Regions from separate parts of the Homo sapiens genome. Here region 1 is linked to region 2. A link is a loop called in an ENCODE intact Hi-C map of the cell type or tissue named here. Cell type or tissue: right lobe of liver. All regions are shown on one strand. Links, peaks and the distances in the headings refer to the core of each region. The heading gives the core; the rest is flanking DNA. Region 1 has its middle 190 kb from the start of DOK5. Region 2 has its middle 26 kb from the start of BCAS1.

Evidence for each region. A loop is a pair of places that touch in the nucleus more often than their neighbours do. Peaks named below come from ENCODE experiments on the same cell type or tissue, not always from the same donor. Only the 100,000 strongest peaks of a DNase experiment are listed, where the experiment ranks them.
Region 1: it touches region 2 in a loop (4-fold over the local background); 4 of 110 quality-filtered maps call a loop at or near these places.

Annotation. Positions count from the first base shown.
Region 1 is chr20:54,667,202-54,670,120 of GRCh38, reverse strand. No RefSeq gene overlaps it. Among named protein-coding and RNA genes, the nearest start is that of DOK5, 190 kb to the right of the region's middle. In right lobe of liver, for the core only: CTCF peaks have their summits at 1,184 and 1,399 (motif pointing left); no DNase peak of the experiment used is centred there.
Region 2 is chr20:54,095,422-54,098,340 of GRCh38, reverse strand. No RefSeq gene overlaps it. Among named protein-coding and RNA genes, the nearest start is that of BCAS1, 26 kb to the right of the region's middle. In right lobe of liver, for the core only: a CTCF peak has its summit at 1,430 (motif pointing left); no DNase peak of the experiment used is centred there.

The sequences.
Region 1 (2,919 bases), core at 194-2,693, 570 kb before region 2:
GATACATTCATCCACTGAGGGACATTTACATTGATTTTGTATCTTTGTTATTGTAAATACTGAGCACAAGTCTTGGTAATGAAATCACACAGTGTTTGTGGACAAAACTATGGACAGGACGCAACAAAATATTGACTGTTGTACTGGGATCTGACTAGTGCGACCACGTGTCCCAGTTTGCCCAGTACAAGGGTTTTTTCCCCAGCCTTGGGATTTTCTATGCTATAAGCAGGAAAGTCCAGGGAAAGCTACGATAAGTTGGTCATGGTGAGAACAATCTTTATGCAGCATTGGCTTCGAACCTATCTAAAATAATATCATTAATAGAAACTAATGTTTATTGAGTGATAGCCCTGTACCAGGCACTATCCTGAAGACTTTACATTTATTACATTTATTACACTATTTAATCCTCGCAAGAACATTATTATTATTATTATTATTTTTTTTTTTTTTTTTTTTTTTTTGAGATGGAGCCTTGCTCTGTCGCCCAGGCTGGAGTGCAGTGGCTTGATTTCGGCTCACTGCAAGCTCCGCCTCCCAGGTTCACGCCATTCTTCTGCCTCAGCCTCCGGAGTAGCTGGGACTACAGGCACCCGCCACCACGCCCAGCTAATTTTTTGTATTTTTTTTTTATTAGAGACGGGCTTTCACCATGTTACCCAGGGTGGTCTCGATCTCCTGACCTCGTGATCCGCCCTCCTTGGCCTCCCAAAGTGCTGGGTTTACAGGCGTGAGCCACCACACCCAGCCAAGAACTTTAAAAGGAAGGGATGATTGCTATTCCCATTTTAAAAATGAGGAAACAGAGATGCAAATTGTTTAACCTACCTAAAGATTAACAGTAGAAGCAGCAGAGCCTGGACCCAAACCCAGGCAGGCTGGCTCTGAAACACAACCTCCTTACCAGGACTCAGTGCTGCCTCACTCAGATCCCCCAGAGATGTTGGGCCATGTGAGCCGAAGTCCATTTGCTGCTTGGGCAGCTGGTCCCCTACTCCTCCATCTGCTGTTATCTGCTGATATGCGACAGAACTTTCATTTTATGACGGTAAAAGAGAAGGGGATTCTTGGCCGTGCAGAAGCTTTTTAACTTGATATGATCCCATTTGTCCATGTGACTTGTAGATGTAGACACTGTATTTGTTTCTTTTTCTTGCTCTTTTCTTAGAGACAGGGTCTCACTATGTTGCCCAAGCAAGACTCACAACTCCTGGGTTCAGTCCATCCTGCCTCCTCAGCCTCTGGAGTAGCTGGGACAACGGGTGCAAGCCATTGCAGCCAGCCGGGAAGGGACATTTTATTCATGAGTTATTTTTGTAGTTTTCAACTGGGGAAATTTTGTTTACGGTGATTATACCTGGTGGGGGTGCTACTGCCATCTAGTGGGTGAAGTCCAAAGATGCTGCTAAGCACCCTGCAGTGCGCAGGGCAGCCCCCGCCGCAGAGAATGAGCCAGCTCAGGTGATCAATAATGCCGAGGGGGAGAAAGCCCACCTTATCTGACTCCTCACAAAGTCCTACAAATCACTATTTTACAAAGTAGGAACCTGAACCTCAGAGAGACCGAGGTCCCGCTAAGGGTCAAGGAACCTGTAAGCAGCAGAACAGGAACTGGAGTCCGGGTCTATCACCCAAGCCCACACTCTTTGCTGCCCAGTTCTGGACAACTTTATATCCTATCTGTGGGCAGAAAACACACCTTTCTGCCTGCTCTGACTTGCCGCATCCTGTGGCGGGATTGGCATTTAGTACTTAGTACTTGTCCATTAGCAATTTGATAATCTAATAACAGCCAAGAGAATACATAGTTATATTTGTATGCCAATCCTTCCCCTTCTCCAGTCTTATCAGCCACATGTCCAGGCTGCTTCTTAACTGCCCATGGTTTCAACTTTAGCTTCTATTCTCACCAGTTATGAGAACTTGAACTTAGCTTCCCCGAGCCTCAGGCTCCTCCCCTGTAAAAGGCAGATGTGCTTTCCTAATAGGCTTGTAGGGAGGATTAAATGAGATAATTCCTCATCACCTTCTGTGGCACAAAGGAGAACACACAATGATATATCAGCTCTTGTCATTCCAATTTCTAGTCCTCTGGACAAAAAAAAAAAAAAAAAAACTGGCTCAAATAATAGGTGAAAGTTGTTTCCATTTATCAGTGATGAATAGAGCTTATATTATGATTCAGGACACAGAGAAATATACATGAAGAGATACACACTGAAAACAAAGTTTCACAAAACATACTCACCATTATCAAGTGTGATTCACTCTGATATTTTCTGTCTTATTTAGAGAATGATGGTTGCAACACATTAAATTGATTTCACCCCACAGTTTTAAAAAGAGTACATGCTGTATAATTCCATCTATATAAAATTCTAGAAAAGACAAAACAATTGAGTGAGAAAGCAAATAAATGGTTTCCTAAGGCCAAAGGGTGGGGGGAGTTGATTATGAAGATTTAGGAGGAAACTCCTTGAGGTGATGAAATGATCTAAATCTTGATATCTTGTTTGTGACAGTGGTTATGTCACTGTGTACCTTTGCCAAAACTCCTCAACTACACTTACAAAAGACCAGATATTATGTCAATTAGAACTCTATGAAGCTGATTGTTTAGAAGAGCATTATGATAGTAAATGCCAATGTTTTATCCTATCTGATTTGGAATTTTTTAGCATTGAAATGACATAGTATAGGAAGTAAGTATTTAGGAAGCCAGGAACCCTTCACTATTGATCAATCCTCAAAATTGATAACTGATGGTGCTCAGAAAACTACCCCAAAATCTGGCACCTTAGCACTTGTGAAAACAGTAGAAGCAGGAAGGTATCTCTTACTTTCCACCTCATCTTTCCTGAAACAGGACATAAAACCTAGGAAAGTCACTGACATTCTCCTTCCCTTCTCCCTCAA
Region 2 (2,919 bases), core at 89-2,588:
GGTCTGGAGTGAGCCTGAGAATCTGTCTTTCTAACAAGTTCCAAAGTGATGATGTTGCTGGAAAGGGACTGCACTTTGAGAACCACTGACGTGTACTTTAGACTTTAAGTCATCCTGGTGAGACTGAGTTGTGGGAATAAATTATCCACAGGTGAAAAGAGCCAGAAGGCAGGTAAGTAGAAAAAGAACAACAGACGACAGGGGGAGAGGAGGATGTGGAGAAAGTGAAGATCTCAACTGGATTTCTAGGTGCTGCTCAAGGCCACCCTCTGTGCGAAGCTCCCAACCCAAAGGGTCCTTCCCTGCTCTTGGCACTCAGGTGGCAGCACAGGTGTCCCACACTGTATGTTTAGCTGTCTGTCTCCAGTAGGCTTCAAGTAAGTTTTCTTTCTTTCTTTTTTTTTTTTTTTTTTTTTTGAGACAGGGTCTCACTCTGTCCCAGGCTGGAGTGCAGTGGCACGATCTCCACTCACTGCAACCTCTGCCTTCCAGGCTCAAATGATCCTCCCAGCTCATCCTCCTCAATAGCTGGGACTACAGGTGCACGACTCTATGCTGGGTCAATTTCTGTACTTTTTGTAGAGACGAAGTTACGCCATGTTGCCCAGCCTGATCTCAAACTCCTGGGCTGAAATTATCTGCCCGCCTCAGCCTCCCAAAGTGCTGGGATTACAGGTAAGCAAATTTTCTCAGGCTGGGAAATAGAAGAGTCTTCTCCACTTTCCCACCTGAGCAGCCGGCACTGCGAGGGGTATGCCCAATTGTCACTGAGAAAGGGAGCAGTGGAGATGGCAAAGGGGAAGAGAGAGGAGAATGAGAAAGGAAGAGAAGGAAAGAAAAAGAGAAAGAGATCATACAGGAGAATCTCCAGGAGAATCTCCAGGAGCTGATGAAAATGCGACTTTCAATCCAGCTTGTTTGGGGTGTGGCCAGAGACCATGCATTCTAACACTCCCCCACATTGATGTGGAACCACTGGTCCCTGGCCTGCACTGAGGTAGTGACACTCACCAAATACCCTCTCTTTACCTACTCACATTCACAGCAAATACTAAGACCTCTAGCACAGCGGTTCTATAACACAAGTGCACCAGAATCACTGGAGAGTTCTTGAAGACACAGATGACTGGGCTCATCCTTAGTTTCCAGTTCCATCCTGTGGGGTGGGACCAGAGAGACTGCATTCCTGACAAGTACCCCCAGGTGACACAAATGATGCTGACATTTTGAGAACTGGTATACTAACCAGCAGGACTTTTTTCTTGCAATTTCTATAGCATTAAGTGACAGATACAGCCTCTATTGATTCCAGATGTTAATGGTTTGGGGTGCTGATAAAAAAGAAAGCTATTTTTTTTCTCTCACAAAACCCCAGGCAAGAGGTACACCAGGCCCTGACCATCTAAAATATAATCCAACTTCACCACCTGCTGGTTACTTCAAGAAGTACATATAGTGGCTGAACATCCTGTTTGAAAACGGCTCATTGCAAATTAATCTTGGCAAACATAGTGCGATGCTAGACACTAACCACCACTATTTTCATCTTCATTCCTCTAGGAAATAAATATGATTTGGGTGGTTATAAAATCAGTCCCCCGATTCACGGATAACTAACATTCGGTAATATTTCCAATGTGCCAGACATCTGCCCTTTGACAACTGATGTACATGAACTCTACGGAAAACTGAAGTGCAGGGAATTTAAGTAACTTGCTTAAAGCCACACAGAGAGAAGTGGTGGTGACCAGGCGTGGTGGCTCATGCCTGTAATCCCAGCACTTTGGGAGGACGAAGCGGGCAGATCACGAGGTCAGGAGTTCGAGGCCAGCCTGGCCAACATGGTGAAACCCCATGTCTACTAAAAATACAAAAAAAATTACCTGGGCATGGTGGTGGGTGCTGTAATCCTAGCTACTCGGGAGGCTGAGGCAAGAGAATTGCTTGATCCCAGGAGTCGGAGGTTGCAGTGAGCCAAGATCGCGCCACTGCACTCCAGTCTAGGCGACACAGCGGGACTCCATCTCCAAAAAAAAAAAAAAGAAAGAAAGAAAAGAAAAAGAAAGAAAAAAGTGGTGGAGACAAGATTCAAACCAGTTATTCTGCACCCAGAGTCCCACTCTAAATCCCCAGGCTAGGGTACTTCCCCCCAAAATAGCTAGAGGTAATATCCACTTAGTAATTTTTTAATTAATTAGCTCATTCCAACCAGAAACATAGCATTGGAATATACTTTAGATACAAACTTGTTCACACATTTATTTTATACAGAAAAAATCTGGGGCACAGAGAGGTGAAGTGACTTGCCCAAAGCCACACAGCAAGTTGGTGACAGATCAGCAAAGTCGCCTAGGCTCCTTTGGACACAGCACACTTTCAGCAAAGTTTCCTAAGGGTTTGCAGGGCTCCAGCATTGGGCTGTGCCCTGTGGCAAAAGGAGAACTGGGAATGTGCCCCTGCCCCTGGACAATTAGAGGTTCTGATAATATTTGGGGGCTATGACTCTGGAAATAATGAGTCCACTCATTAAAAAAATATAAAGGGTCCTTCACATTTTCTTTCTTTCTTTTTTTTGTTTTTAAGACAGGGTTTCACTCTTGTTGCCCGGGTTGGAGTGCAGTGGCACAATCTCGGCTCACTGCAACCTCCACTTCCTGGGTTCAAGCAATTCTCCTGCCTCAGCCTCCTGAGTAGCTGGGATTACAGCTGCCCATCACCATGAGTGGCTAATTTTCTGTATTTTTAGTAGAGACGGGGTTTCACCATGTTGGCCAGGCTGGTCTTGAACTTCTGACATCAGGTGATCCACCTGCCTCGGCCTCCCAAAGTGCTGGGATTACAGGGGTGAGCCACCATGCCCGGCCTTCACATTTTCTATTCCACCATTTAAAAAATATGTTCTAGTCATTTGAATAAGCT